2 separate regions of the Homo sapiens genome follow, and region 1 is linked to region 2. A link is a loop called in an ENCODE intact Hi-C map of the cell type or tissue named here. Cell type or tissue: heart right ventricle. All regions are shown on one strand. Links, peaks and the distances in the headings refer to the core of each region. The heading gives the core; the rest is flanking DNA. Region 1 overlaps NVL (nuclear VCP like). Region 2 has its middle 12 kb from the start of DEGS1.

The links. Peaks named below come from ENCODE experiments on the same cell type or tissue, not always from the same donor. Only the 100,000 strongest peaks of a DNase experiment are listed, where the experiment ranks them.
Region 1: a loop joins it to region 2, with 2.0 times the contacts of the local background. A loop is called at or near these places in 5 of 110 quality-filtered maps.

What each region holds. Positions count from the first base shown.
Region 1 is chr1:224,286,789-224,303,051 of GRCh38, reverse strand. It overlaps NVL (nuclear VCP like), which reads left to right. Exons shown (of 23, transcript NM_002533.4): 10 at 2,389-2,490; 11 at 6,434-6,551; 12 at 8,641-8,785; 13 at 13,319-13,568; 14 at 15,059-15,277. Among named protein-coding and RNA genes, the nearest start is that of NVL, 35 kb to the left of the region's middle. In heart right ventricle, for the core only: no CTCF peak of the experiment used is centred there; no DNase peak of the experiment used is centred there.
Region 2 is chr1:224,163,290-224,179,552 of GRCh38, reverse strand. It overlaps the pseudogene LOC724084. Among named protein-coding and RNA genes, the nearest start is that of DEGS1, 12 kb to the left of the region's middle. RefSeq lists enhancers at 8,493-9,462, 9,463-10,432. In heart right ventricle, for the core only: a CTCF peak has its summit at 8,710 (motif pointing left); a DNase peak (open chromatin) is centred at 10,542; H3K27ac peaks cover 1,689 bases.

The DNA of each region.
Region 1 (16,263 bases), core at 4,204-12,203, 120 kb before region 2:
TTTTTGAGACAGAGTTTCACTGTCACCCAGGCTGGAGTGCAATGGTGCAATCATGGCTCACTACAGCCTCAACTTCCCAGGCTCAAGTGGTCCTCCCACCTCAGCCTCCCGAGTAACTGGAAACACAGACACATACCACCACGCCCAGCTTATGTTTTTGTTTTTTTGTAGAGACGAAGCCCACTATGTTGCCTGGCTGGTCTTAAACTCCTGGCCTCAAGCAGTCCTCCTGTCTCAGTCTTCCAAAGTGCTGGGATTACAGGCATGGGCCACTGCACCTGCCCTCCCAGTGGTTCTAAGGAGCAGTAAAATAAGAAAACTAGGGTTATATTATTTTTCATATAGCTAAATTTATTCAAAATTTTTATTTAGAGTCATGTTCTTATACTTTTTAGTTTTAAAATAATTCTTTCTAAAATGGTAATAATAGACACTTACTTTGAGAAATTAAAAGTTAGCAATCTTATTTTAACCCTCTCAGATTTTTCAGAAACTGTAGGGGACAGTAATGTAAAATATCCGAGTAACTTCGATTAGAAAAATAGCATGCTCGCCGGGCGCAGTGGCTCATGCCTGTAATCCCAGCACTTTGGGAGGCCGAGGCATGTGGATCACCTGAGGTCGGGAGTTCAAGACCAGCCTGACCAACATGGAGAAACCCCCATCTCTACTAAAAATACAAAATTAGCCGGGTGTGGTGGCGCATGCCTGCAATCCCAGCTACTTGGGGGCTAAGGCAGGAGAATCACTTGAACCTGGAGGCGGAGGTCGCGGTGAGCCAAGATCATGCCATTGCACTCCAGCTTGGGCAACAAGAGCCAGACTCTATCTCAAAAAAAAAAGAAAAAAGAAAAATAGCATGTTATACCAAGCGCTAATACAATAATGTTCTATGAAAGAAAATCATTTGTAAAGGGGGACTTGATTGGTTTGCTTCATTTTTGTTTAATAATTCCATTACATGACTGACTACTGCATGCCAGACTTTGGAATATAGTGTTAAGTACCACAATCGTAGTTCTAATATGAGAGAGACATTAAACAGTCATTCATATAAATAAATGCTGTACATAATAATGACTATAATAAATGGAAGACAAGAAGAAGTGCAAAATGGTATGTGGTATGTTAGGATTCCCAAATTAGAGTTGGGTTCAAGGAAGGTATGGTTGAGGAAGTGAAATTTCAAGATAAGCACAAGAATGGGAGAACAGTAGTCTCTCTTCTCTCTTTTTTTTTTTTTTTTTTTTTTTGAAACAGATTTTCTCTCTGTTGCCCAGGCTGAGTGCAGTGGCATGATCACAGCTCACTGCAGCTTTGACTTCTCAGGCTCAAATGATCCTCCTGCCTCAGCCTCACAGGTAACTGGGACTGCAGGCATGCATCAGCATGCCTGGCTAATTTATTATTTTTTTAGAGGTGGGGTCTCACTGTGTTGCCCAGGCTGGTCTCAAACTCCTCTCAAAGTGCTGGGATTACAGGCATGGGCGTCCACACCTGGCCTCTTCTTAAAGAGTCTCCCTCCTCTGACTAGTAACTGGCTACTCTCTGGGTTAGGATTTGGAGAAATACTAGCAGAATGTGTGGGAAACATCTGTGTCACAACCCTTGCTATTTTCTCCTTAGCAGATGGGTAAGAATTGTTTTGATAGGCCAGGAATGGTCACTCCTGTATCCCCAGCACTTTGGGAGGCTGAATTGGGAGGATGGCTTGAGGCCAGGAGTTTGGGACCAGCCTGGGCAACATAGTGAGACACAGTCTCTCCAAAAAAAACGAAGAATTGCTTTGGCTCAGCCCTAAGTGGGGATAACATACCTCTTGAAAGTCAAGACCCTTTATTCAGAAAAGATAATAGAATTTTATAGTGACATGTATAAAATAAAAACAAGTTGAAGGTATCCACTTAAATGTGTTTGCATGAAACCGTTGATTTTTTTTTTTTTTGAGATGGAGTTTTGCTCTTGTTGCCCAGGCTGGAGTGCAATGGCGCGATCTCGGCTCACTACAACCTCCGCCTCCCAGGTTCAAGCAATTCTTCTGCCTCAGCCTTCCCAAGTAGCTGGGATTATAGGCATGCACCACCATGCATGGCTAATTTTTGTATTTTTAGTAAAAATGGGGTTTCTCCATGTTGGTCAGGGTGGTCTCGAACTCCTGACCTCAGGTGATCCGCCCACCTCAGCCTCCCAAAGTAGTGGGATTATAGGCCTGAGCCACCATGCCCGGCCAAAACCATTGATTTTCAAATAGTGTTTTTCACTGGGCCAACATAAAAAGATGAAGTTCCTCAGGAAACTAGCTATTTAAAAAATTTGAGGGGACTGGATAAGAAAAAGTAGGGAAATTAAAATTTGAATATTTGGTTATTCTTTTATGTGTCTGCATAGGAACTTGACCTGCCAATTTTGAAAGTGGCTGCTCCAGAGATTGTGTCTGGAGTATCCGGAGAGTCTGAGCAGAAGCTGAGAGAACTATTTGAGCAAGCTGTGGTGAGTCAGTTAATGACTAATGCCAGGTGGTCAGACGCTACCAGCTTATATTAAAGATCCTGCTTTTTCTGATGCTAGTATTTGTTAACCCACTCACTGGCCATTCTTTTATTAATATAAACATGGTAATTTGCTATGCATGATGGCTAAATATTTAAAGTAGATTTAGTGATACCAGCTGTTGGATAAATAACCCTTTTCATTTGAAATCAAACATAAATGTAATTGGTGAGAAATTCTGGGCCGTCATACCCTGTAGTCATATGTTGAAAATATATTATCCTTATGATATTTTCCACTCACTTTTACTTTCCTCAACTTAAGTTTGGCCAAAAAAAACTTGTAAGCAATGTAAAAATTGTTATTTAGGCTATTATAAAAGCAACCATAAAAATACCAGAATAAATTCTGTCATTCCTTACTAGTAAACTAGGGCAATAATAATACCCAAATCTCACGTGGCTATTGAGAGTATTAAATGAGAGAATTCTTATAAAACCTTCGATATGGTGCCTTGCACACAGCACAAGCCCTGTAAATATTAGCTGTAAGATTATTCACACTTGAACAAATATCACTGTGTTTAAAACTAAAAAATGGTGAAAAGTTTATGTCATTATTAGCAATGACAATATATAGTAGCTGATGAATATCCAATACAACTGTTAGAAGCCTGTGTGAAATTAGAAGAGAAATTATATTTAAGCAGTAATTGAGAAAAAAAAAACATTTTAAATAACAAGAATGGGTAGGCCATCTACTTAGTTATGGTGCGGGCTGACGTTGAAAAAGCTGTGGGCAACACTAGGAGGATAAAGAGAAAAAAGGTGGAAAGGGCAGAGTGCAGAGCAAAGCTGAACTTTCTCAGGTGCTACCTGTTTTCCAAAACGCGGTGGATTCCATTGTTAAATTGGCACGCATAGCCAGAGACAAGTAGTAAATTTTGTGCGTATGGTAAACACGATGAATAAGGATAAGAGGCAAATGGCATCTTTAGGTTGTTAGTTCTGTGTTTAAACCTCTCACTAAACCAGTACTGAGCCAGTACAGTACCTCACAGTAGATGCTCAGTAAATATGTGGCCTAGCACCCCGCTTTTCCTGGTCCCCTCTTCGCTAATGAGAATGAGTCCAGTAAAGCATGTGGATCAGGAAACAAAAAGGTGAAATCCAATCAAGTGATACTTGGTTGAAAACTATGCTTTCTTTAGGCCACATTCTGATGACCATCATTTATTCTTTTTTTTCCCCCATTCAACTTTCCAGGTCACTGACAAGTACTGATGTGCTTGTTTTCTGGTGCTTTTGGCCTCTGTAATTTTACTCCTTTGTAACTGGGTAATATATCTAGCAGTCATAGGCGTCTTTTGCAAACATTGTCATAAGGATGATTAGGGAAGAGATCCAGCTAGCGATAAGCTAAATATCTTTCCCTTTAAGATGTGGTTGTTCCCATGGTTTTGAGATGCCTTAAGCGACGCTGACAGCCTTACTTAGCATAATCACTGTCACTCCTAACCATTGAGTAACTGATTGAGTAAAATGATTTAGATTGTAAATCTAGATAATTTTCTTCAATTTTTTTCATTTTAACTGATCCTTATCTCTTTTTTGTGGTAAAATATATATAACAGAATTTACCATTTTAAACATTTTTTTAAGTTTTTGTAAATTATTTTATGTCTTCCATGATGATTTAGAGGGACTATCTTCAAACCAGTACAGATATTTCATAAATAATACCTGGCTGTTTTCTAACCAACTGAGTAATTTGTTGCATAATAAGCCACCTCACATCTTTCAGCAAGAAATACATTAAATTTGAATAGTAAAGATATTACACAATGAATTAGGACAACAATTTAAATTTGCTTTAAATGTTTCTTTGCGGAAGAGGACACTACACTTCTACTCAATGAAGAGAAACATTTTTACAGTCCAGAGGTCTTTTATTACCACCTATTATGCCATGAATTCACAGGGAAGAGGCTCCAGCAGTTCAGGCTCCTTCCTATTGGTTCTCAGAGTGCACTTCTCTGGGTGGAGCATGCTGACACTTTCCCTTTGGTTTCCTTTTTCTGATCATTTTCCTCCATGTGTTTCAGAAAGCTACCTCGGCTCCTAGAATGCTTAATGTGCTCAATATGCACGTTGATTCTCGCACACATTGATTCTCTTGGCAAGAATCTTGCCCTTAACTTGTTTCTTTACAACAATGCCAGCAGCATGCTGGATAACGTTATAGACTCTTCCAGTTTTGTGGTGGTAACACTTGTGGGACATTCCTTTTTGAACAGTACCCATTCCCTTGATGTCTACAGTATCACATTTCTTTTTCTCTTCTCTTCTTTTCTTTTTTGAGACAGAGTCTCGTTCTGTTGCCCAGGCTGGAGTGCAGTGGGACAATCTCAGCTCACTGCAACCTCTGCCTCCCGGGTTGAAGCAGTTCTCTTGCCTCAGCCTCCCAAATAGCTGGGATTACAGGCATGCACTACCCACCAGCTAATTTTTTTTTTTTTTTTTTTTGAGATGGAGTATCTCTCTGTTGTCCAGGCTGGAATGTCTCAGCTCACTGCAGCCTCTGCCTTCCAGGCTCAAATAATTCTCCTGCCTCAGCCTCCCGAGTAGCTGGGATTACAGACATGCACCACCACACCTGGCTAGTTTTTGTATGTTCAGTAGAGACGGCGTTTTGCCATGTTGGCCAGGCTGGTCTTGAACTTCTGACCTCTGGTGATCTACCCGCCTTGGCCTCCCAAAGTGCTGGGATTACAGGCATGAGCCATGGCGCCTGGCCTACAATATGACATTTCTTATAGATTTGCATACATATAGCCAAAGGAACAGCTCCATGTTTTCTGAACGGCCTAGAGAACATCTCTCAGGTGCCTCTCCTCTTTCTCTTTGTGTTCATCATTTTGGTGAATTACTGGAAGATGGCAGTTCCAACTGAAAAGGCCATTTTAAACATTTTTAAGTGTACAATTCTGTGGCATTAAGTACATTCATATTGTTGTGTTATCATTACCCCCATCCATTTCCAGAATGTCTTCATGTTCCCAGACAGTAAGTCCCCATTCCTCTCTCCTACCAGTCCCTGGCCATCACCACCATTCTACTTTTTGTCTTAATGAATTTGACTACTCTCGGTAGCTGATCCTTACATCTTAACTTATTCTTTCTGAACCGTGTCTAGTTTATTTCTTAAAAACAAAAAAACTGGAGGTGATCTTTACACTGATGTATTAGAACTTTACCATCCTTCCTTATTCAGTGTAGCCTTTAAAATAAGCTTCCGGTACTTTTCAGTGTGGATGCTGGGAAAGTTCTGGAGATGGATAGTGGTGACGTTTACACAACAGTCTGAAAATATTTAATGCCACTAAACTATATACCCAAAGTGGTTAGAATGGTAAATTTTATGTATATTTTACCACAGATTTTTTAAAAAGCTTCTGGTGCTTCTCAAATTTCCTCTTATAGCAAATTATAGGGAAAGACTTGGAGATTCTTACGTTAGTAGAAACCCTCATAACGTTTCTAGTGAGCTTGGGTTTGCTAATTTAAAGTTTATAAACTTGTTGTCTTAAGTTTTTTTTTCTGTGCATATGCTTATCCAAAATCATTGTTTCTGTTTCATAGCATAGCAAATGTATCTAATTTACAAAAGAATTTCAGTAGATTTATCACAAAACATGCATTGATGAAGAGACTATAAATGTGTTACCCTATCTGCAGTCTCTTACTGTGTACTTCTAATCATCTTGGTTCTCTTAAGTCAGGTAAAAATCAGAAGTAACACATGTGAACTGCCTTCTTTAGGGTTATTCTTTTGGCAAATGATCCTTGACCTTGAAGATTTTTTTTAAAATGTATATGCTTAATTGTGCTTCAGTATAGGGGATGCATTTATGATTGTCTTTTTGTGATATTTTTATTTCTAGTCAAATGCACCATGTATCATTTTCATTGATGAAATTGATGCTATTACCCCCAAAAGAGAAGTGGCTTCAAAAGATATGGAACGAAGAATTGTAGCCCAACTCCTAACCTGCATGGATGGTTAGTTTAAAATAATAAATTCATTTTAAGAGAATAAATTTTTTAAAATAGTGTAATTAATACATGAAGATAAAAAATAATATTCATATAGTAAATATCAAATAGTGTAAAAAAAAAGTCATACTGGGCACAGTGGCTCATGCCTGTAATCCTAACACTTTGGGAGGCTAAGGTAGGAGGATTGCTTGAGCCTAGTAGTTTGAGGCCAGCCTGGGCAACATAGCGAGATGCTACCTCTAAAAATAAATAAAAAGAAATAGCACTTGTTTTGTGTACACAAGAAAATTTGAAGTATATATTTTATGTTCCTTGCATTACCAGATTGTAGGTTGCTTCTTCTTCTGATTGATGGACTGATTGATTGATTGATGAGATAGAGTGTTGCTCTGTCACCCAGGCTGGAATGCAGTGGCACAATCACAGCTCACCGCAGCCTTGACCTCCTGGGCTCAAGTGATCCTCCCATTTAAGCCTCCCAAATAGCTGTGACCACAGGTGTGCACCACCATGCCTGGCTTTTTTTTTTTTTTTTTTTTTTTTGAGACAGAGTCTCTGTTGCCTAGGCTTGAGTGCACTGGCATGATCTCAACTCGCTGCAACCTCTGCCTCCTGCGTTCAACCTATTCACCTCCTCAGCCTCCTGAGTAGCTGGGATTACAGGTGCGTGCCACCACACCTGGCTGATTTTTGAGACGGGGTGTTTCCATGTTGGCCAGGCTGGTCTCGAACTCCTGACCTCAGGTGATCTACTGGCCTCAGCCTCCTGAAGTGCTGGGATTACAGGTGTGAGCCACTGTGCCTGGGTGTTTTTTTTTTTTAAAGACGGTCTCACTATGTTGCCCAGGCTGATCTCGAACTCCTGGGCTCAGTCTTTCTGCTTCAGCCTCCCGAAGTGCTGGGATTCTGTTTTATTTTTATCTAAAATTTTCTTGCCATGTCTTTGAGGCCTGCATTCTGAGAAAATGCTTTCATGGCTTCCTGCTAGCTAAAGAACACACTGTGGCTGGGCGCAGTGGCTCATGCCTGTAATCTTAGCACTTTGGGAGGCCGAGGTGGGTGGATCAGGAGGTCAGGAGATCGAGACCATCCTGGTTAACACGGTGAAACTCTGTCTCTACTAAAAAATAAAAAAATAAAAAAATTAGCCGGGCGTGGTGGCGGGCGCCTGTAGTCCCAGGTACTCGGGAGGCTGAGGCAGGAGAATGGCATGAACCTGGGAGGCAGAGCTTGCCATGAGCTGAGATGGTGCCACTGCACTTCAGCCTGGGCGACAGAGCGAGACTCCGTCTCAAAAAAAAAAAAAGAACACACTGTATAAACTCCTCATGATTTAATTAGCATCTTACTACCTTCTTGTTACCTGTGAGGGAAAATAACCTCAGACTCCCTGCTGTTCAATCCTGGTTCAGCTGAGAGAAATAATACTTAGGAAAGATAAGATTTAAGTCCTCAGTTTTGTCCATTCCTAGAAATACATTCCTAGATTAAGCCAGAACAGCTGAAGACTATTTTGTATTCCCCTGCTCGAATTAATTTTATCAGTCTATTCTGAGACACAGACTTTGGCATCCTCCCCAGCCTCCCTGTTGTCCTGCTCACCTTGCCTGGATGTGCCATGCATGCTTGACCCTCTGTGCTTTCACTAATACTCTTTCTTCTACATAGAATTCCATTAGCCTATATATCTGCTTGTTAAAATTGTATTTACCCTTCAAGCCTTTTCTGAAATGTTACCACCTCCATGAACCCTCCCTTATTCCTCAGTTGGAATTCATGATGTCTTTTCTCTTATTACCATGGTGCTTTGTTTATATCTGTTATTATACTTCACAAAATTTGTCTGATGCCATTTTTTTATTTACACACTCAATGTTTCTCAATAGATTGTGAACTGCTGAGGACAGAGTTTGTATTTTATTTATCCTCCTCACACCTTTTACATATTTGACATTTAATAAATGTTGGTTTTATATGTATGTTGCTGTCAAAATCTGTAATACTTTATCTTTAACCATGAAATGATTCTGTAACCATTATTGCCGTCAGTGTCAAGTGCTTTGTTCACTACTCTTTCTCTGTCTCTTACTAGATCTGAATAATGTGGCTGCTACAGCCCGGGTCCTAGTTATTGGAGCTACTAATCGACCAGACTCGTTAGACCCTGCTTTGAGACGTGCGGGAAGGTTCGACCGAGAAATATGCCTAGGTATCCCAGATGAAGCATCCAGGGAAAGGTATATTCTTATAGAATGAAGTTTGTATGCCACTAAGTCATCTTAACTGAATGGTTTGAAAGTAAGAGGTGAGAAATACCAAGTAGCCTTTTCTTTCTCTCTCTTTCTTTTTGTACCAATTAAATTGATTTGGAAAAGGAGAAGCCCACATTAAGAAAATCATTTATGCCTGGGTGCAGTGGCTCATGCCTGTAATCCCAACACTTTGGGAGGCCGAGGCAGGAGGATCACTTGATACCAGGATTTTGAGCCTGGGCAACATAGTGTGACCCTGTCTCTACAAAAAATAAAATCAGCTGTGCACACACCTGTAGTCCTAGTTACTCAGGAGGCTGAAGCACAGGAGGATTGCTTGAGCCCAGGAGTTCAAGGCTGCAGTAAGTTATGATTGTGTCACTGTGCTCCAACCTGGGTGACAGAGGGAGGCCCCACCTCTGTAAAAAAAGAGGAAGAAAACAATTTACTCATCAGTAGGATAATTGTTTCAGGTTGTTTTTTCAGAAGTAGTAATGGACTTATGTATCCATACTCATTTGTCTGGTCTTATTAACAATGGCTTGCATTCTTCAGTTGGCTGACCAGGTTAGTGGCAATGTCTGGAGCTATGGCATACAGCAGCCATCTGGTCCACTTATAGGTTAAATCTGAGTACCATACTTTAACCTATTGCACTAACCTGTCTGAGACCACAGGTCCTGTTACCAGTAATGAAATGGCAGCCAGACAGTTGAAAGCTGTTTGCTGCAGTACCAGCCTTTCCTGGTAATTGAGCAAATGAGTAATGTCCATAGAGCAAATAAATATCCACCAATAACCAGAAATATAACTTCATAAGCGAGACTATCTCAGGAAGCACTGTTGAGGTGGTAGAGTGGAAATCTAGTTAAGAAATGTTCTGGGCCAGGCACGGTGGCTCACGCCTGTAATCCCTGCACTTTGGGAGGCCGAGGCGGGCGGATCACGAGGTCAGGAGATTGAGACCATCCTGGCTAACATGGTGAAACCCCGTTACTACTAAAAATACAAAAAATTAGCCAGGCATGGTGGCAGGCTCCTGTAGTCCCAGCTACTTGAGAGGCTGAGGCAGGAGAATGGCGTGAACCCGGGAGGCGGAGCTTGCAGTGAGCCGAGATGGCGCCACTGCACTCCAGCCTGGGCGACAGAGCAAGACTCTGTCTCAAAAAAAAAAAAAAAAATTGTTCTGAAATATTAGGTCGGGTATGGTGGCTCACACCTGTAATCCTAGCACTTTGGGAGGCCGAGGCGGGTGCATCACTTGAGGTTAGGAGTTCAAGACCAGCCTAGCCAACATGGTGAAACCCCATCTCTACTAAAAATACACAAAAAAATTAGCCGGGCGTGATGGTGCATGCCTGTAATCCCAGCTACTTAGGAAACTGAGGTAGGGGAATCGCTTGAACCTGGGAAGTGGAGGTTGTAGTGAGCCGATGTCATGCCACTGTACTCCATCCAGCCTGGGTGACACAGCAAAACCCTGTCTCAAAAAAAAAAAGGTATTTAATGAGGAAGGGGTACACTGAAGATCCTGGTGAGGTCCAGGAACAGTGTGGGAGTAATTGCACATATAAGCTCAGACATGTGAGACTGGGCAGAGTGCCGCATGTGAGATTGTGATCTCAGATAGGGGCTAGATCCAGGTGATGACGAGGTCCAGGGTATGAGTAAGTGTAAGTAAGGAGGAGAAAGGCCAGACCTAGGCGGGACTGGGTTGCAGAGGCAATGAATAGATGCCCAAACTTTGAGCCAGTGAAGGAAAATTATTCCACCTCTGCCTCCTGTTATCCTTGGTCCTTGTCCAGTGTTTTTAACATTTCCAAGCTTTAGTTTATTTACCTATAATGCAGTAATAATAATAGTAATAACTTTATCTGTAAAGTGATCATAATACTACAAAGGCTTCCTGTGAGTATTGAATTAACATAACCTAGCACAATATCTGACATAGAGAATTTTTTAAATAAGGTAGCTATTGATAGCTGTCTCTTTTATTATTACTATTTTTTATATAGAGAAAGGGTCTCACTATGTTGCCCAGGCTCATCTTGAACTCCTGCCCTCAAGTGATCCTCCGGATATCATCCTGTACTTCAAAAGCATCAAATTATGGAAAAGTTTCAGCATACATAAAAGGAAACCCGTATAAATTGTTCCAGTTTCTATTGGTGTAAAACAGACCACACCAAAATTTAGTGTCTTACAGCAATACTCATTTTATTGTGTCTCACAGTTTCTGTGGATCAAGAATTTAGAAAGGCCTCAGCTAGATGGTTCTGCCTTGCGGTCTCACGTGGCTGCAGTAGCTGGAGCTAGAACAGTGGTAGCTTTCCCTTCTTTTGGAGTTTCTACAGTATGATGACCAAAAATACCCACTTTTTTTAGGGATAGAGTACAACTATGAAAAGGGCGATATTATTTTCTGTTAGCCATTTTCACAACATCCAAAATGTTCTTAGTACGGATAGTCCCCAACTGACAATGCTTTGGCTTATAGTTTTTCAACTTTACAAAGGGTTTATCATGATGTTTTTGACTTAAGATGGGTTTATCAGGAATGTAAACTCATGGTAAGTCGAAGAGTGTTTTGTATTCTTGTGCATAGTAGCAAATTGGATCTGTATCTTTTGGAAATAGTTCTTTAGTGGAAAGTTTTCTTGATTCCCATTATTCAGAGTATCCCAGTGAAATTTTAAAAAATTTGTCAGTAATGTTTATCTGCTTCTATTCTGCTCACTTATATGATCCCAAATGATTTTTCTATAATTTATTCTTTATTAGCTTGACATTTGAAAATATTAGTCTTCTTTACAAAGTTATTAATTTTAAAATATATTTCCTTGTCCAAGTTAGTTTATAATATCAAAATATGTAAATAAGAATTAACATTCATTGGCGCATGCCTATAATCCCAGCTACTTGGGAGGCTGAGGCAGGAGAATCGCTTGAACCTGGGAGGCGGAGGTTGCGGTGAGCCGAGATCGTGCCATTGCACTCCAGCCAGGGCAACAAGAGCAAAACTCCGTCTCAGAAAAAAAAAGAATTAACATTCATTGGGCACTAACTGTAGATCAGCCATTGTTTTATGTGCTTTGCATGTATTCATTTGTAGCAACAGCCCTCTGAATAAGTGCTACTATAATATAGATTGAATAAATGAACAAACTGAAGCACAAAGATTAAGTAACTGGCCCAGATAACAAAGGTTAACAGAGCTGGGATTCAGACTCTTGCAGTTTGGCTTCAGACCTTTCATCCTGAATATCTTTTTTTTAAATTATTCGAGATGGAGTCTTGCTCTGTCGTCCGGGCTGGAGTGCAGTGACACAATCTTGGCTCACTGCAACCTCTGCCTCCCGGTTCAAGCAATTCTCCTTCCTCAGGCTCCCGTGTAGCTAGGATTACAGGTACCCGCCCCCATGCCCAGCTAATTTTTTTTTTTTTTTTTTTGAGACAGAGTCTCGCTCTGTTGCCCAGGCTGGAGTGCAATGGCCTGATCTCAGCTCACTGCAAGCTCCGCCTCCCAGGTTCATGCCATTCTCCTTCCTCAGCCTCCCGAGTAGCTGGGACTACAGGTGCCCGCCACCACGCCCAGCTAATTTTTTGTATCTTTAGTAGAGACGGGGTTTCACCGTGTTAGCCAGGATGGTCTTGATCTCCTGACCTCGTGATCTGCCTGCCTCGGCCTCCCAAAGTGCTGGGATTACAAGGTGTGAGCCACTGTGCCTGGCCATGCCCAGCTAATTTTTGTATGTTTAGTAGAGACGGGATTTTGCCATGTTGGCCAGGCTAATCTCAAACTCTTGACCTCAGGTGATTTGCCTGCCTCAGCCTCCCAGAGTGCTGGGATTGCAGGTGTGAGCCACCGCACCTGCCCTCATCTTGAATATCTTTACTGCTTTTAAGTTTTTATTCAGTAGGTCTTATCAGAAATTGTTCAAGATATTCCTTTAATAACAATTATCTAGAAGTCCAGATGTTTATAGATACCATGTTGCCAGTTAGGTTGAACAAAATTTTCCACACATGTAGTACAGGGGATGAACAATAGGTAAAGATAAAGTTGGAGTTGTAACTGTCCTAATATGAAATGGGAAGTATATGGCAAGATAATTTTCAATGATGAAGATAATTAATGGTTTGTGTGTATGTGGGGGCTTTTATTTCTGGTAGATATCCATTTAATCTACTCTAAAAGTACCCCCATAAGTTATTTATCTTATTTCCCCTGTAATGTTGTAAATTCTTAAAGGCAAAATATTTTTTAAAAATTCTATGTATTCGTCACAGCACTTAGCATGTTTCCTAACAAAGCAGATATTTACCATAATCCTTTCTGGAATAAGATGGAACATGTAATAATGACAGCGTTTGTTGAGTGACTGAACTATTTGATCTTATATAGTATCCATTTTGATACCTTTGGCAGACGTGAAGGACTTCAAATAAATATAGTTGGTGACTTGTTTTTACTATTAGATCAGGAATCAGAAATTTTTTCCCCTGTCTTTTCTACAGAATACTTCAAACATTGTGCAGAAAACTGAGGCTTCCTCAAGCTTTTGATTTCTGTCACTTAGCACACCTAACTCCAGGCTTTGTTGGTGCTGATCTCATGGCACTGTGCCGAGAGGCAGCAATGTGTGCAGTCAATAGAGTCTTAATGAAGCTACAGGAACAGCAGAAGAAAAATCCTGAAATGGAAGATTTGCCATCTAAAGGAGTCCAGGAGGAAAGGCTGGGAACTGAGCCCACTTCTGAAACACAGGTGCTTTCTCTAAAGGCACCTTAAATTGTCCTTTTAATGTTCTTTGTGTTATCTTACATTGAAGCAAGGGTCAATACAATTGAGGTTCATTACTTTCTGTTTTATTGGCATTTAATCTATAGAATACTTATCATTTATACCCACGATGTTTATCATTTCAAAAATATGAGTTGTTTTATGTTTAGTTTATTTTAATAAATTCATTTTACAATAATGATTATGAAATTCTGGAATGGGGTTGGCAGACTGTGGCCTACCCACCCACCACGTGTTTTTGTAAATTAAAGTTATATTGGAACACAGCCATGTTCATTTGTATACATGTTGTCTGTTTCTGCTTTCGTTCTTCATGGCAGAATTCACACAGGAGTCTGCAGCAGAGACCGTGGCCCACAAAGCCTACGGTGTTTACAGTCTAAACCTTTACAGAAAAAGGTTGTCAACCCCTATTTCAGCATTGGCATTTAATTATATCTCCTGGTTAACTTTTGGTTAGGTAGATTACAGTGGTCTGTTGACACAACTATATCCATGTCGGTAGCTGCAAACAGCTCTGGAGGACAGTCATGTGAATAATAGGGGACAGTTATCAGTCCAAGATCGGTATTAAATTTTTTAGTTTTATGAGTCATGAAAATTCAATATATATATCATTTCATATAGCATTTTATAGCTTGCACAGATGGCTTCTGTATGTTATATAATTTGATCCCTGTAACCTTATATAAATGTCATTTTCCCCATTTTATAATCAAAGGCACTAAGCTTAAGTGGTTGTGATTTCCTCAAGCCCATACAGCCTCTACTTTATAGAGCAGGGGCTTCAATCCAGATCTTTTGTTCTCAGATAATTTGTTTTTTTCTTAGACATTTGAAACTGCAATTAATTCTGTAAAAAATAACAAACTCATTCCTTTTATAATATTGCATATAAATTAATATTTTATAAATTGAATTAATTGGTTACCTGTTTTTTAGACTTATCCTTTCATCTTCTCCACAAAGCAAGAAATCTGCCTTTTAAGTTTAAGATTTGATAGTAATAGGAAAATTGCCTTCCCTCTACTTAGTTGATAAACCATCAAGGAACCATATTAATGAATTATACTACCTCCAGCATAAGTGTTTTAATTTCATCAGGATTCAACTGTTTCTTGAATATTTATAAATGAAACATGGGAAATATTATGGTTGCTGAAATGAATATTTGCCAACGCTTATATTTGCTATACCTAGCCCTAGTATATAGAAGTCATTCTTATATGTTTAATTATAATTATAATTGGTATATCTTTACTTGACCAGAGCATATGATCCTTAAGAATAAAATGAACTTGTCTCATGTCAGAGAGAAAATTATTAAAATACATAGACGTTCAGGATAGCTTACGGAAATATTACAGTAATAATTTTTACAAGTAGAAAATGTAACTTTTCAATAGCTGTTGTGGTGTTTCTTTATTTTTTTCCCCTCTATTGTTCCCTTCAAGGATGAATTACAAAGGCTGCTGGGGTTGCTAAGAGACCAAGATCCCCTCTCAGAGGAGCAGATGCAAGGACTGTGCATTGAACTGAATGATTTCATTGTTGCTCTATCCTCAGTCCAACCCTCTGCCAAAAGGGAAGGCTTTGTCACTGTCCCTAATGTGACATGGGCAGATATTGGTGCCCTGGAAGACATTAGAGAGGAGCTCACCATGGCAATATTGGTAGGTATATCAGCTGCCAAATATTATTGGCATGTCATGGATTAAAGACCAGAGATAAAGCTCCATGCATGTGTACTAGGTTCTGTGGCTAAACTGACTTGACTATAATCACTGTGTCTAACTTGACTTGAATGTAGCACTTCTTTCAAGCCCCCAACAATGGTTTTTCTTTTGTTTGAGATCCGATTTGTTTATTTTTTTAAATTGATGTATCATAGTTGTAAATATTTTTGGGATACATGTGATATTTTGATACATATATTAAATGTGTATTGATGAAGTCAGGGTAATTGGGATATTCATCACCTCTAATGTTTATGTTTTCTTTGTGTTGGGAACATTATACTTTTTTTCTTCTAGCTGTTTTGAAATATACTTTTTTCTTCTAGCTGTTTTGAAATATAATTTCCCTACCGTGCTATCAAATACCAGAACTTATTACTCCTATCTAACTATTTTTTTTACCCGTTAACCAACTTCTCTTCATTATACTCATCTCCACCTTCCCTTCCCAGCCTCTGGTAACCATCAATTTGCTCTCTGTCTCCATGAGATCCACTTTATTAGCTCCCACTATGAGTGAGAATGTGCAATATTTGCCTTTCTGTGCCTAGTTTATTTCACTAACATAATGACCTCTAGTTCCATCCATGTTGCTGCAAATGACAGGATTTCATTCATTTTTGTGGCTGAATAATATTCCATTGAGACCTATTTTATGCTGATCCTTTTGGTTGTGCTTCATTTCTGTAGCAGTGAGTTTAAACCACAAAAAATTATAGGTTTCAGTTAAGACCAAATTGTTTGACAAAGACTTTCTGAACTTGATCTTATGGATCAAGGCAATTTTAATGCACATAAAACTTTGGATTAATTTTTATTTACTTTACTTTTCTACTCATCATTCCATGGTTCATTAATGGAAATATGATCGATTTAGAGGTATGTACTACTGAAAGAGAAAATACACTGGGATTATAGTCAAC
Region 2 (16,263 bases), core at 5,640-13,639:
AGTTCTTAATATATACGCGTAATAAAAAAGTAAGCTAAGAAGTATAGCCAGGCATGGTGGCTCACGCCTGTAATTCCAGCACTTTGGGAGGCCGAGGTGGGTGGATCACAAGGTCAGGAGTTCACGACCAGCCTGGCCAAGATGGTGAAACCCCGTCTCTACTAAAAATACAAAAATTAGCTGGGCATGGCGGTGGGTGCTTGTAATCCCAGCTACTTGGGAAGCTGAGGCAGAAAACAGCTTGAACCCGGGAGGCGGAGGTTGCAGTGAGCTGAGATTGCACCACTGCACACTAGCCTGGGCGACAGAGCGAGACTGTCTCAAAAAAAAAAAAAAGAAGTATAAATAAAATGCCTTGAAGTTTTAAAAAAAGATTCTTAATGGATTATCTAGCTTTCACATCTTTTCCTTAACCTTGTCAAATAATTTGTCTTGAAGCAAACATACTAGTTATTCTGGAAAAACGCTCTCCAGTCGGCTGTTGGAAGCTGTGGTGAATCGCAGCCAGCCATGATCATATTAGGAAATTTAAGATGAAGTAGTTTTCAGATGAGGGCAGCTGTACTTTTGAAATCAATATGGATTTTTCCTTTTCCATCTGCTTGATTTTTGAAAGGGCAGTTTATTTTTGAGGCCATTTCAATAGTGATAACAGTTGAGATTGAATGGTATTGACTACTGTAATTCATAGAAGAGTAATACAGAAAACATTCTTTATTCACTTCAAGCAAATAATCGTAAGAATTTTATGTTATCTATTTCTTTTCTTTTCTTTTTATTTTATTTTTGAGATGGAGTTTCGCTCTGTCGCCCAGGCTGGAGTACAATGGCCCAATCTTGGCTCACTGCAATCTCCGCCTCCTGAGTTCTGGTGATTCTCCTGCCTCAGCCTCCCGAGTAGCTGGGATTACAGATTCATGTCACCACGCCTGGCTAATTTTTGTACTTTAGTTTCACCATATTGGTCAGGCTGGTCTCGAAACTCCTGACCTCAGGTGATCCACCTGCCTCAGCCTCCCAAAGTGCTGGGATTACAGGCATGAGCTACAGCGCCTGGCCCAAATTCATGAATGTTTTAACTATAAATTTACATGTGCTAATTTTATATTTAAATAATACATTTTAAGTAAGAAAAATATATATTGACAACTAATTACTGACTAGAGTAGTTGTCTGTTATTGGTGTCAAGAAATAGATGACATAAGGCTGGATGCGGTGGCTGATGCCTGTAATCCCAGCACTTTGGGAGGCTGAGGCAGGTGGATCACCTGAGGTCAAGAGTTTGAGACCAGCCTGGCCAACATGGTGAAACCCCGTCTCTACTAAAACTACAAAATTAGCTGGGCTTGGTGGCACATGCCTGTAATCCCAGCTACTTGGGAGGCTGAGGCAGGAGAATCGCTTGAAGCTGGGAGGCAGAGGTTGCAGTGAGCTGAGATTGCACCATTGCACTCCAGCCTGGGCAACAAGAGCAAAACTCCGTCTAAAAAAAAAAAAAAATTCGCGAATTTGTTCATAACTAAAGCTGACTTAGTGTGGCAGGGGAAATAATCCCTTGCCTGTTTTGTCTTCTGCCATGCTGGCCTCACTCAGTGTAGCTAGTCCTGGCCAGTTTGGGGGCATGATGTGCTGCCATTTACTCCTGTTATCTTTAGTACCACAGTGACCTCCAGTCTCGGGATCTATACACCAGACCTGTCTTCCCTCGGACCCTGCAGGTTTCTCCCAGTCCATAGCCTTCTCTGGGCTTCTGGGTCTCACTCCTGTGGAGGGATGATCTCTCTCAGCTGATTGCCTCGTCCATGAAGGGATGTACAGGATTCTGTGTGTTTGTCCTCAGGCCCATCAGGTTAGACACTTCCCTTAAAGAGTGCTAATCTATTGCATACACATCATGTTGAAAGCAGGGGCTGGGTGCGGTGGCTCATGCCTATAATCCCAGCACTTTGGGAGGCTGAGGCAGGCGGATCACTTGAGGCTAGGAGTTCGAGACCAGCTTGGCCAACATGGTGAAACCCTGTCCCTACTAAAAATACAAAAATTAGCCAGGCATGGTGGCGAGCACCTATAGTCCCAGCTACTCAGGAGGCTGAGGCAGAGAATCTCCTGAACACGAGAGGTTGAGGTTGCAATGAGCAAAGATTATGCCAATGCACGCCAGCCTGGGCAACAGAGTGAGACTCCATCTTAAAAACAAATAAACAAAAAACCTTAATGTACAAAAATATTTTTTATTTTAATGTATATATATTTTTATTTAATTTTTTTAAATTATACTTTAAGTTTTAGGGTACATGTGCACAACGTGCAGGTTAGTTACATATGTATACATGTGCCATGTTGGTGTCCTGCACCCATTAACTCGTCATTTAACATTAGGTATATCTCCTAATGCTATCCCTCCCCCCTCCCCCCTATTTTTATTTTTATTATTGAGACGGAGTCTCACTCTATCACCCAGGCTGGGGTGCTGTGGCACAATCTCAGCTCACTGCAACCTCTGTCTCTCAGGTTCAAGGGATTCTCCCACCTCAGCCTCCCGAGTAGCTGGGCCTACAGGTATGTGCCACCACACCCAGCTAATTATTGGGCTTTTTTTTTTTTTTTTTTTTTTTTGAGACAGAGTTTCACTCTTGTTGCCCAGGCTGGAGTACAGTGGTGCATTCTTGGCTCACTGCAACTTCTGCCTCCCAGGTTCAAGCGATTCTCCTGCCTCAGCCTCCCGAGTAGCTGGGATTACAGGCGCCTAACACCACACCCAGCTAATTTTTGTGTTTGTTGTAGAGACAGGGTTTCACCATGTTGACCGGGCTGGTCTCGAACTCCTGACCTCAGGTGATCCTCCTGCCTCGGCCTCCCAAAGTGCTGGGATTACAGGTGTGAGCCACCACAACCGGCCTAATTTTGGTATTTTTAGTAGAGACAGGGTTTTGTCCTGTTGGCCAGGCTGGTCTTAAACTCCTGACCTGAAGTGATCTGCCTGTCTTGGCCTCCCAAAGTGCTAGGAATACAGACATGAGCCACCGTGCCCAGCCAATGTTTTGTATTTTTATACACCAGCAACAGCCAGTTAAGAAATGTAATAGGCCAGGCATGGTGGTTCACGCCTGTAATCCCAGCACTTTGGGGGGCTGAGGCGGGTGGATCACGAGGTCAGGACATTGAGACCATCCTGGCTAACACGGTGAAACCCCGTCTCTACTAAAAATACAAAAAATTAGCTGGGCGTGGTGGCGGGCGCCTGTAGTCCCAGCTACTCCGGAGGCTGAGGCAGGAGAATGGCGTGAACCCGGGAAGCGGAACTTGCAGTGAGCCCAGATCACACCACTGCACTCCAGCCCGGGCGACAGAGCAAGACTCCGTCTCAAAAGAGAAAGAAATGTAATCGGGGGGCATGGTGGCTTTACAAAAAATTAGCTGGGTGTAGTGTCGGGTGCCTGTAATCCCAGCTACTTGGGAGGCTGAGGCAGGAGAATCGCTTGAACTCGGGAGGCAAAGGTTGCAGTGCGCTGAGAAAGCGCCATTGCACTGCAGCCTGAGCAGCAAGAGTGAGACTCCATCTCAAAAAAAGAAAAAAAAGAAATGTAATCAAAGAGATACTTACCTAGCTGGGGAGATACCATGATCAAGAAATGTAACCAGAGGCGTAGTGGCCTCCCCTAAGGCTGAGGCGGCGGCGGGCGCGCGAGGCTGTTGTGCTCCCGGCTCTCCTGTTTCCCCTCCTGAGCGGGTGGAGGAGGCCCAAGCGATGCTGGGCGCGCTCCCCCTTCCTTTCCCTCCGGCGTCCTCTCCCGGCCCTCTCGCGCTGCACTGTCTCTCCGACGCAAGATTCTCCTGGCCCGGATATGGCTCGTGGACAGCAGAAAATTCAGTCTCAGCAGAATAATGCCAAAAAGCAAGCTGGACAAAAGAAGAAACAAGGACATGACCAAAAGGCTGCTGCCAAAGCTGCCTTAATATATACCTGCACTGTCTGTAGGACACGAATGCCAGACCCTAAGACCTTCAAGCAGCACTTTGAGAGCAAGCATCCTAAGACTTCACTTCCTCCAGAATTAGCTGATGTTCAGGCATAAGGTTGTTTACAGGTGAATTCACGACACCTTTGACTCTTCTACTGTCTCAGACCTTAGGTAACATACCTGCAGCTGCTTTTCTAACAAACTGTTGATCAGCAAAAATAAAGGGGCTACAGAAACACTCATTTTTTATGCTGTTCCCTTTTGGGCTTCATGCAAAGACAATTCTGTGTAAATGTACAGTTGACTCTGATTTGGAAATATGAAAATCAGTCCATCCTTGTTATAAAAAAATTTTTTACAATTGTAATTATATTGATGTTCATATTGTGTAAAATAACTCATTTAATAAAATAGTACTTTGATTTACGAAAAAAAAAAAAAAAGAAATGTAACCAAAGAGAAAGATAGCATTTCTGATAACATAAAAAGTATGCAGGCTGGACATGGTGGCTCCCACCTGTAGTCCCAGCACTTTGGAAGGCTGAGGCAGACAGATCACTTGAGCCCAGGAGTTCAAGCCCAGCCTGGGCAACATGGCAAAATTCTCTCTCCACATGGAAACTGACCAACATGGAGAAACCCCAGATTTACTAAAAATGACCAACATGGAGAAACCCCAGATCTACTAAAAATACAAAATTAGCCGGGCATGGTAGCACATGCCTGTAATCCCAGCTGCTCTGGAGGCTGAGGCGGGAGAATCACTTGAACGCAGGAGGCGGAGGTTGCAGTGAGCCAAGATTGTGCCATTGCACTGTAGCCTGGGCAACAAGAGTGAAACTCTGTCTCAAAAATAAATAAATAAATAAGTAAAAATATAAATATAAATATAAAAAATAAATAAAGGCTGCTACTTTCCTAAAAATACTAGGTCTCTGATCAACTGGTGATGGGAATGGGATTAGAACTGCTGCAGGACCACTGGGGAGGGAGAGACAGGAAGAAAGAAGAAAACTGAGAGATTATCAACATTATTTATTGCTCATAAAATGTGTAGAAGCCAGGTGTGGTGGCTCATGCCTGTAATCCTGACACTTTGGGAGGCCAACGTGAGCTGATCACTTGAGGGCAGGGGTTCAAAACCAGCCTGGCCAACATGGCTAAACCCCATCTCTACTAAAAATACAAAAAATTAGTCGGGTGTGGTGGCACGCATCTGTAATCCCAGCTACTTGGGAGGCTGAGGCACAAGAATCTCTTGAACCCAGGATGTGGAGGTTGCAGTGAGCCAAGCTCATGCCTCTGCACTCCAGCCTGGGCGACAGAGTGAGACTCTGTCAAAGAAAAAAAAAAAAAAAAAAAGAAAGAAAGAAAGGGAAAGGGTGGGAGAAGAGGGCCCGGTGCGGTGGCTCACACCTGTAATCCCAGCACTTTGGGAGGCGGAGACAGGTGGATCACCTGAGGTCAGGTGTTCAAGACCAGCCTGGCCAACATGGTGAAACTTCGTCTCTACTAAAAAATACAAAAATTAGTTGGTCATGGTGGCAGGCTCCTGTAATCCCAGCTACTTGGGAGGCTGAGGCCGGAGGATTGCTTGGACCCAGGAGACAGAGGTTGCGGTGAGCCGAGATCACGCTACTGTACTCCAGCCTGGGTGAAGGAGTGAGACTCTGTCAAAAAAAAAAAAGAAAAGAAAAGAAAGAGAATGTGTAGAGCCTGAACCTGAAAATAAACTATTTCTTCTTCTGGCAAATGTTTAGAGGAGCAGATACAATTTAGCTACGCTTGCTAAAAAAGATTCTCCACAGTGAATATTCAAAGGGACATGTACCAACAGTCCTGAAAGAGGCTATACATCATGCCCCTCAGGCTAGGGAGGTACAAGTGTTCTCATAAGTTTTGTTTGTTTTTGTTTTTACAAGCTCACAGCTAAAATCGTGTTCTCATAGTTTTTGAATGCACTTCAAATGCACTATAATTTTTTTCTTTTTTTTGAGACGGAATCTCACTCTACGTCCAGGCTGGAGTGCAGTAGCGTGATCTTGGCTCACTGCAACCTCTGCCTCCCTGGTTCAAGTGATTCTCCTGCCTCAGCCTCCCAAGTAGCTGGGATTACAGGCATGTGCCACCACACTCGGCTAATTTTTGTATTTTTAGTAGAGATGGGGTTTCGCCATGTTGGCCAGGCTGGTCTTGAACTCCTGGCCTCAAGTGATCCACCCACCTCTGCCTCCCAAAGTGCTAGGATTACAGGCATGAGACACTGCACCCCACCCACATTAATATTTTTGAATAGGTTGTGACTATAATAGGAGCTTCTCTCCATGGCTGGTCAGCCTATTATTTGACAAATATGTTAAATTCTGCACAATGAACTATTTTTTTTGATACAGAGTTTCTGCTCTTGTTGGCCAGGCTGGAGAGCAGTGGCTCACTGCAACCTCTGCCTCCCAGGTTCAAGCAATTCTCTGGCCTCAGCCTCCCGAGTAGCTGGGATTACAGGCACATGCCACCACGCCTGGCTAATTTTTGTATTTTTAGTAGAGACGGGTTTTCACCACGTTGGCCAGGCTGTCTCAAATTCCTGACCTCGGGTGATCCGCCCGCCTCAGCCTCCCAAAGTGCTGGGATTACAGGCATGAGCCACCGTGCCTGGCCCAGAACTCTGTTAACCATCTTTACAGCAAACTGCAGATTTAAATGGTAGTTCCTTAAAAGCCCAAACTTTGAGGTCCAAAATATTTGGGAATTCCAGTATATTCAGGCATCATTCCCTTTTCCAAACCTGCCCTTGCAATCATATTCATCTATGTGGCATGCCCAGATTAGGGAATCCACTAATTTTATGATTTTATCCTTTGCTAATTAAGCTGAGATTTGTCCTCTTGGCAAATCTGTTAAAGCCAATGAATAGTCAGAACTCTCGGGAGTTATGTCAGCGTAGAAAAATTGATGAATTATCCCCATTCCCATCCCGACCTGTGGTCAATGGCTTTCATAGCTTTCTTTTTCCCTCCCTTCTTCCCTCTCTACTTTCCTCCTTCCTTCATTCCTCCTTTTCCTTCCTTCCTTCCCTCCCTCCCTCCTTCCTTCCTTACTTCTTCCTTCCCTCCTTCCTTCCTTCCGTCCTCCTTCCCACCTTTCTTCCTTCCTTCCTTCTTTTTTTTCTTTCCTTCCTTCCTTTCTTTCTTATTCTTTCTTTTCTTTCTCTCTCTTTTCTCTCTCTCTCTCTTTCTCTCTCTCACTTTCTTTCTCTCTGTCTCTCTCTCCTAAGCAGTCATTTTCTTCAAATTATATTTTTAAGTCAAAGAATTACCCCTCCTACGCTCCATGAAAACCTGATGAAAAGGGGATTGTTATGATCAAACTATAAAAGTTAGAGACAGAAAGAATAATAGAGATTAACAGGGGTTGGGGAAAAGGGGAGTGGGGAGCCAGTCTTTAATGAGTATACAGTTTCTGTTTGGGATGATGAAAAATTTCTGTGAATGGATAGTGGTGATGATTGAACAACTTTGTGAATATACTTAATGCTGCTGAATTGTACGTGTAAAAGTGGTTAAAATGGTAAATTTTGTTATGTGTATCTACCATGATAAAAAATGAACAGAGCCTCAGAGAAATTTGGGACATCATTGAGCTCATCAAAATACAGCTGATGGGAATACCAGAGGAGAGGAGAGAAAAGGGCAAAAAAAAAAAAAACAAAGGAAAAATATATCTAAAATGATCTAAATCTGATGGAAACATTAATCTACACATCCAAGAGATGCAGTGAACCCAAGTAGAGGCCGGGTGCGGTGGCTCACGCCTGTAATCCCAGCACTTTGGGAGGCTGAGGTGGGCGGATCACGAGGTCAGGAGATCAAGACCATCCTGGCTAACACGGTGAAACCCCGTCTCTACTAAAAATATAAAAAATTAGCCAGGTGTGTTGGTGGGCGCCTGTAGTCCCAGCTACTCAGGAGGCTGAGGCAGGAGAATGACGTGAACCTGGGAGGCAGAGGTTGCAGTGAGCTGAGATTGTGCCACTGCACTCCAGCCTGGGCGACAGAGCGTGACTCCATCTCAAAAAAAAAAAAAAAAAAAAAAAAAGAACCCCAGTAGAATGAACACAAGACAGAGATCCACACCCACATGCATTATAATAAAATTCTGAAAGCCAAAGAGAAAATCTTGAAACAGCAAGAGAAGAATGACTCATCACCGAAAAGGAGACCCTGATATGATGAACAGGTGACTCCTCATGAGAAACAGTGGAGGCCAGAAGGCAGTGGGATGGCGTATTCAAAGTGCTGAAAGAAAAAACTTATCAACCAAGGATCTGTGTCTAGCAAAACTATCTGTCAAAAATGAGGGCAAGGGGTCTGAGTGTGGTGCCTCATGCCTGTAATCCCAGCACTTTGGGAGGCTGAGGAGGGCGGATCATGAGGTCAGGAGTTTGAGACCAGCCTGACCAACATGGTGAAACCCTGTCTTTAAAAAAAATACAAAAATTTGCCAGGCGCAGTGGTGCGCACCCATAGTCCCGGCTACTCAGGAGACTGAGGCAAGAGACTCACTTGAACTTGGGAGGCGGAGGTTGCAGTGAGCCAAGATTGCGCCATTGCACTCCAGCCTGGGCATCAAGAGTGAAACTCCGTCTCAAAAAAAAAAAAAAAAAAAGAGAAAAGAATTTCTTTAGAGAGAGTTGGTAGCAGGTTGTGCTGCCCATCCTTGCTGCACACCCTCTGGTGGCAGAAGGAACTGTTGCTTTGTTAATTACAGCCAAGTGAAGAGTTTCTCAGAACCATTCCTCCAACTTGACTTTTGTGTTTGGAGAGACACAGGGACTGGTACCTGACTTGGACTTGAGCATGCCTAAAGGTGAGGGGAAATCAGAAGCTGTCCGTGGTCACTGAGTATGGACAGAGGGTCTCTGCTGATAGTAGCTTTTCTGCCAGGTTGATCAGGTATAGGTGGACCAGATGTGTAACCGTTTGACAAGGGCTAGATTTGGTTGCTGTCTATGGCCTCATAGGTCATGCATCCTAATGCTTCTTTTTGAAAGAACATTTACCACCAGATACCTAGGGCTAAGGAGGGGTTCCTATGAGTCAGCTGTATGGTAACTTGGAAGAAAAATTCATGGTGAAGGTAACCCGTGAGGAGATTATTTAAAAACCAATGGAGGGCTGACAGCAGTGGCTTATGCCTGTAATTCCAGCACTTTGGGAGGCTAAGACAGGAAGATCGCTTGTGGCCAGGAGTTTGAGGCCAGCCTGGGCAATGTAGCAAGACTCTGCATCTATCAAAAATAAAAATAATTAGCCAGGCATGGTAGTCCCAGCTACTCAGTAAGCTGAGGCAGGAGGATCACTTGAGCTCAGGAGTTCAAGACTGTAGTGAGTGATAGGGCAAGACCTTATCTCTTAAAAAAAGAAAAAGAAAGCAACAACAACAGTGGAAAATGCCTTGGGGAAAACAGCCCCAAAGTGTGATCTCTGCCTCAACCAAGAGACACACATGACAGATTCCAACCATACCAGTAATGCAGATTTTTTTTCTTTATTCTGTCTCTCCTCCCCACTGAGTTAGACAGCAGAGAGTCTTGCAGGAGGGGGAGGAGGAAAAGCAAAGAGAATAAATGGAAGACATCCTCCTTCCTGCCCTTCTCCACTGAAAAGGAGAAGCCCAACTCAAAGCTTCTCCGAAGTCCAACTCAGGCCTGACTTACAGAAAGAAGAAAGAAGCGGGAGGGCACAGTGGCTCATGCCTGTAATCCCAGAATTTTGGGAGGCCAAGGCAGGCAGATCACCTGAGGTCAGCAGTTCAAGACCAGCCTGTCCAACATGGCGAAACCCCGTCTCTACTAAAAATGCAAAAATTAGCTGGGCTTGGTGGCAGGCACCTGTAATCCCAGCTACTTGGGAGGCTGAGGCAGGAAAATCGCTTGAACCCGGGAGGTGGAGGCTGCAGTGAGCCAAGATCGCACCACTGCACTCCAGCCTGTGCGACAGAGCAAGACTCCGTCTCAAAAAAAGAGAAAAAAAAGAGGAAAGAAGCTTTAATCAATTGAGACAATAAAGTCTTTCTTCGGATCGGGCTGGATTTTTTAATAACTGGATAAAGGTGATTAATTTGTTAGTGACCAGGAGAGTCTACAAGGCTCTGGGATCTGCCTGAGATTCCTTCTGGGATCAGGGCAGAACAATGCAACAGGACAGTCTAAAAGAGCAGTTACTGAGAAGAAATGAATCTGCTTCCATTTGCACCCTTCCAAGTCTAGCTCATGCAAAAGCAGTTGTACTCAGATGACTATTTTACTCACCAGCAGCCACAGCTTATGAAAAAGGAAATTGACAAAGGAAGAGGGTGAAGGGGCATAGGCAAGAAGAAAAGTCTTGAACTAGTGAGCACTGAAATCAAAACCGCAGGCTTATGGTTAGAGAAATTTCCCCCATTTCATGTATGAGGAAGCGAATACTTCCAGAATGTGAGTGACGTGTCTTAGATCACACAGCTTAGAGTGCAGCAGAGGCTAAAAAGGGACAAAGGTTGTCTGGTTCCAAATCCCAAATAGAAGATGGACTCGATCCAGAGGTGACTCATGGTGGGGAAGGCAGGGGTCCAGGATCCAGGAAAACACCATGAACTGATAGAGCAGTTCTGCAGGATGAAGTAGCTTTTTCTATCTGTGTGAAGCCAACAATATGAATGAGTGGAGAAAAGAGCGCATAGCTTTCATTCTTCCAGAGTCTGAGTTTTGCAGGGGATTGACTGGGATTGAGAATACATTTGCAAGATATTTTGTTTTTCTTCCCAGGCTTTTGGTTTTTAAGAAAACAGTCTGGCCAGGCACAGTAGCTCACGCCTATAATCCCAGCACTTTGGGAGGCCAAAGCGGATGGATCACAAGGTCAAGAGTTCGAAACCAGCCTGGCCAACATGGTGAAAACCCGTCTCTACTAAGAATACAAAAATTAGGCTGGGCGTGGTGGCTCACCCCTGTAATCCCAGCACTTTGGGAGGCTGAGGTGGGTGGATCACCTGAGGTCGGGAGTTTGAGACCAACCTGAGCAACATGGAGAAACCTCATCTCTACTAAAAATACAAAATTAGCCAGGTATGGTGGCGCATGCCTGTAATCCCAGCTACTCGGGAGGCTGAGGTGGGAGAATCGCTTGAACTCGGGAGGTAGAGGTTGCAGTGAGCCCAGATCGTGCCATTGCACTCCCGCCTGGGTGACAGAGACTCCGTCTCAAAAAAAAAAAAAAAAAATTCTGGAGCCTGGGAAGTCCAAGATCAAGGCACTGGCATATTCAGTATCTGGTGAGGGGCTGCTTCCTTGTTCGTGGATGGCCGTCTTCTGGCTATAACCTCACATGGCAGAAGAGGTGAAGGAGTTTTCTGAGGTCCCTTTTATTTAATTAATTAATTAATTAATTAATTTTTTTGAGATGGAGTCTCGCTCTGTCACCCAGGCTGGAGTGCAATGGTATGATCTCAGCTCACTGCAACCTCTGCTTCCTGGGTTCAAGAAATTCTCCTGCCTCAGCCTCCCAAGTAACTGGGACTACAGGTGCACCCCACCATGCCTGGCTAATTTTTGTATTTTTAGTAGAGATGGGGTTTCACATGTTGGCCAGGGTGGTCTCAAACTGCTGACCTCAGGTGACCCGCCTGCTTCGGCTTCCCAAAGTGCTGGGATTACAGGCGTGAGCCACCGCACCCAGCCTGGTGTCTCTTTTAAAAGAACACTAACCCCATTCATGAAGACTTCACCCTCATGAACATAATCACCTCCCCAAAGCCCAACCTCCTAGTCTCCTCCCCTTGAGGATTAGGCTTCAAGGCATACATTTTGCGGGGACACAAACTTTCAGTCTATAGCAGCTGGTTTAATTGTTGAATACACTTCCATGGTTTAAAAATAGAAAAACATGGCCGGGCGCGGTGGCTCACACCTGTAATCCCAGCACTTTGGGAGGCCGAGGCAGGCGGATCACGTGGTCAGGAGATCGCGACCATCCTGGCTAACATGGTAAAACCGTGTCTCTACTAAAAATACAAAAAATTAGCCGGGTGTAGCGGCGGGCGCCTGTAGTCCCAGCTACTCGGGAGGCTGAGGCAGGAGAATGGCGTGAACCCCGAGGGGCGGAGCTTGCAGTGAGCCGAGATCGCGCCACTGCACTCCAGCCTGGGCGACAGCGCGAGACTCCGTCTCAAAAAAAAAATAGAAAAACATACAGGTGTCTAGTGATAAGCTCCTCCCAGCTCCTGTTCCTGTTGTTATGTTGTCAAACCCCAAAATATAACCACTGTTATTGATTCCCTGTGCATTTTTCTAGAATTTTTTTTTCTTTTCTTTTCTTTCTTTTTTTTTGACATGGAATCTCACTCTTTCTCCCAGCCTGGAGTGCAGTGGTGTAATCTCAGCTCACTGCAACCTCTGACTCCCAGATTCAAGTGATCCTCCTGCCTCAGCCTCCTGAGTATCTGGGACTACAGGCACAGACCACCATGCCTGCCTAATTTTTGTATTTTTAGTAGAGGTGGGATTTCGCCATGTTGGCCAGGCTGGTCTCAAACTCCTGACCTCAAGTGATCTGCCCCCCTCAGCCTCCCAAAGTGCTGGGATTACAGGCATGATCCACCGTGCCCGGCCTAGAGTTTCTTTATGCATATGCATGCCACTACTTAGCAGTACAGTCATGAACTGCTTAAAGATGGGGATGTGCTCTCAGAAATGCATCAAGTGATTTTGTTGTATGAATATAATAGAGTTTACTTACACAAACCTAGATGGTTTAGCCTACTATATACACCTAGGCTATATGGTACAGCCTATTGATGCTAGACTACAAAACTGTATGGCATGTTACTGTTCTGAATACTGTAGGCACTTGTAGCACAGTGGTATTTGTGTATCTAAACACATAAACATAGAAAAGAAGCAGTAAAAATATGGTAGTATAATCTTATGGGACTGTCATAAAATATGCTGCTGCTTGTTGACTGAAATGTGGTTATTCAGCATGACTCTATATTATTTCCCTCTTTATTTTTCACAAAAGTTAGTATACTGTAATATTGTTCTGTATTTTGTTATTTCCCTTAGCAGTCTTGGAAATACATATATATTTTTTTCTTTTAGAGACAGAGTCTCACTCTGTCTCCCAGGCTGGGGTGCAGTGGCACAATCTCAGCTCACTGCAACCTCCACCTCCTGGGTTCAAGTGATTCTCCTGCCTCAGCCTCCTGAGTAGCTGAGATTACAGACACACGCCACCATGCCTGGCTACTTTTTGGATTTTTTAGTAGAGACAGGGTTTCACCACACTGGCCAGGCTGGCCTCAAACTCCTGACCTCAGGTGACCCACCCACCTCGGTCTCCCAGAGTGCTGGGATTACAGGCATGAGCCACCACGCTGGCCTTTTTTTTTTTTTTTTCATTTTGAGACGTAGTCTCGCTCTGTCTCCCAGGCTGGAGTGCAGTGGCATGATCTCAGCTCACTGCAACCTTTGCCTCCCGGGTTCAAGCGATTCTCCTGCCTCAGCCTCCCGAGTAGCTGGAATTACAGGTACCTACCACCATGCCCAGCTACTTTTAGTATTTTTAGTAGAGATGGGGTTTCACCATGTTGGCCAGGCTGGTCTTGAACTCCTGACCTCAAGTGATCTGCCCACCTTGGCCTCCCAAAGTGCTGGGATTACAGGCATGGGCCACCATGCCCGGCCAGAAATATTTCTTAGCATATAGATAATTTTCTTATTTTTACTGGTGCCTAGTATTCTATTGTAAGGATATATCCCAATTTATGAACCCTGTCTCCTATTGATGGATATTTTATTATTATTTTTTGAGACAGGGTCTTACTGTCACTCAGGCTGAGTGCAGTGGCAGCTCGCTGCAGCCTTGACCTCCTGGGCTCAAGCGATCCTCCTTTCTCAGCCTCCCAAGTAGTTGGGACTACAGGTGTATGCCACCAAGCCTGGCTAATTTTTTTTTTTTTAATTTTTAAATTTAAAATTTTTGTTTTTGGTAGAGACGAAGTCTTGGTATGTTGCCCAGGCTGGTCGTGAACTCCTAGATGCAAGCGATCCTCCCACCCTGGCCTCCCAAAGTGTATTTTTAAAAATAATTTCTTTATTCTCAAATGATAGTGACTGGATTGATACTGGTGGGAATTGTAATATAAATTTCCTGGCCGGGCACGGTGGCTCAAGCCTGTAATCCCAGCACTTTGGGAGGCAGAGGCGGGCGGAACACGAGGTCAGGAGATCAAGACCATCCTGGCTAACGTGGTGAAACCCCATCTCTACTAAAAATACAAAAAATTAGCCAGGCGAGGTGGTGGGCGCCTGTAGTCCCAGCTACTCGGGAGGCTGAGGCAGGAGAATGGCGTGAACCTGGGAGGCGGAGCTTGCAGTGAGCTGAAATCGCGCCACTGCACTCCAGCCTGGGCGACAGAGGGAGACTCCGTCTCAAAAAAAAAAAAAAAAAAAAAAAGACACCAAAGGCGATGAAACTGTTTTCTGTTTGGGATGGCTGATGGTCATGACCTCTACTGGTTTCAAGAACTGTCCCTGACCAATACTAACTTTTGTATTTTCTTCCTGCTTTCTCCTCCCTTTTACTCTCCTTCCTCTCTTCTCTCTCTCCATTTTCTTTGTTATTGCTAAATATAGGGAGCTAAGGGTTGTTTAGCATTTAGATTCAAAATGACAAATGTGCCTTACAGTGGCATTTCTCAAATTTTAATGTGCAAACTAATCACCAGGTGATCTTGTTAAAATGCAGATTTGATTCTGGAATGGGGCCTGAGATTCTACATTTCACAGAAGCTCCTAGGTGATTGAGGCTGTTGATCCATGGGCTACACTGTAACAGGCAGTGTCCTCTTACAGTAGAGTTACAGAAACTGTTTATCTAAAGAGCACTTTCTTGTAAGCTTGCTCCAACTCTCCAAAGAAAGAACAAGCAGTTTAGCCCTCTCTTCTTTACCCCACCCCAGCTAATTCTCTTTGGCTTGGCCTTGCGGAGGGAAGCATGTTCCCCTTGTCTTATCACAGGAAAGTATATCTTAGGTGTTGTATTCTGGAGTCAGTTTTGCTATTTACATTGCTGCATCACAGATTCCTAACAAATCAGTTAATTTGAATTTGACTTTTGTACAATCCAAAGGACAAGAGGAAAAAAAGAGTTTAAAAACACAAAAGCTGAGAAAGTTGAAAGCTATTTAGTTGCGTCTCTTTGAACAGAATTTATTGAATTAGGGGAAGTTTATCTTTGATTTGTATTTCCTTTCCAGTTATCAGTTGTACATTTTGCTCAAACACCCAACTGCTCATATTTCTTCTGTGTACGATTTACTCTAATTTTGCTTTGAGGAAATGATTAATCAGAAACCAGAGGGATGTAGGCCGGGTGTGGTGGCTCACGCCTGTAATCCCAGCACTTTGGGAGGCCGAGGCGGGCATATCACCTGAGGTCGGGAGTTCGAGACCAGCCTGGCCAACATGGTGAAACCCCATCTCTACTAAAAATACAAAAATTAGGTGGGAATGGTGGCGCACGCCTGTAATCCCAGCTACTTGGGAAGCTGAGGCAGGAGGATCACTTGAACCCAGGAGGCGGAGGTTGCAGTGAGCCAAGATCACGCCACTGCACTCCAGCCTGGGCGACAGAGACTCCATACAAACAAACAAAAAAACCAGAGGAATGTATACCAGCGAGTTGAGATACATCTTTTTGGAAAGAACATCATCTTTAATGAATTCTGTAAGAATTGGTTCAGCAATTAACATGGGAAAGTTCATACAGGTGAGATCTTTTAAAAAAAGTTTTTAAAGAAAAGCAAAAAAGCAAGAATACTGGTGAAGATCCTTGGTTTCTAATAACGTGAATCTATTACACAGCAATTGAGCCACCTGGAGAATATGAAAATTCAAATTTCCACCCTCATCTACCTTCTGAAGACTGGGATACACAGTAGCCACCTTTATCTTTCTAGGCTATCTGGATGACTAGAATGCAGTAATGGTGCTAGGACAATTGACACCACTGCTGTCACCCTCACCCACAGTATAAAGTTATCTGTGATCTCTTTTCTGAAAATCTTAAGCTGTCTACAGGCTGGGGTTAAAGAACTTAGATAAGTTTTCTCTTCTTCAGAGAATTGTTTTCAGCAATTCCCTATCAGTTACACCTTTAAGGAACAGGTTAAACTGATTTATATAATTTTATTTTGTTGAAATTCTAACCATTTAGTTTTGGAACTGGACGTAGTCTTGAAAAGAGAACTAGTACCCCACCC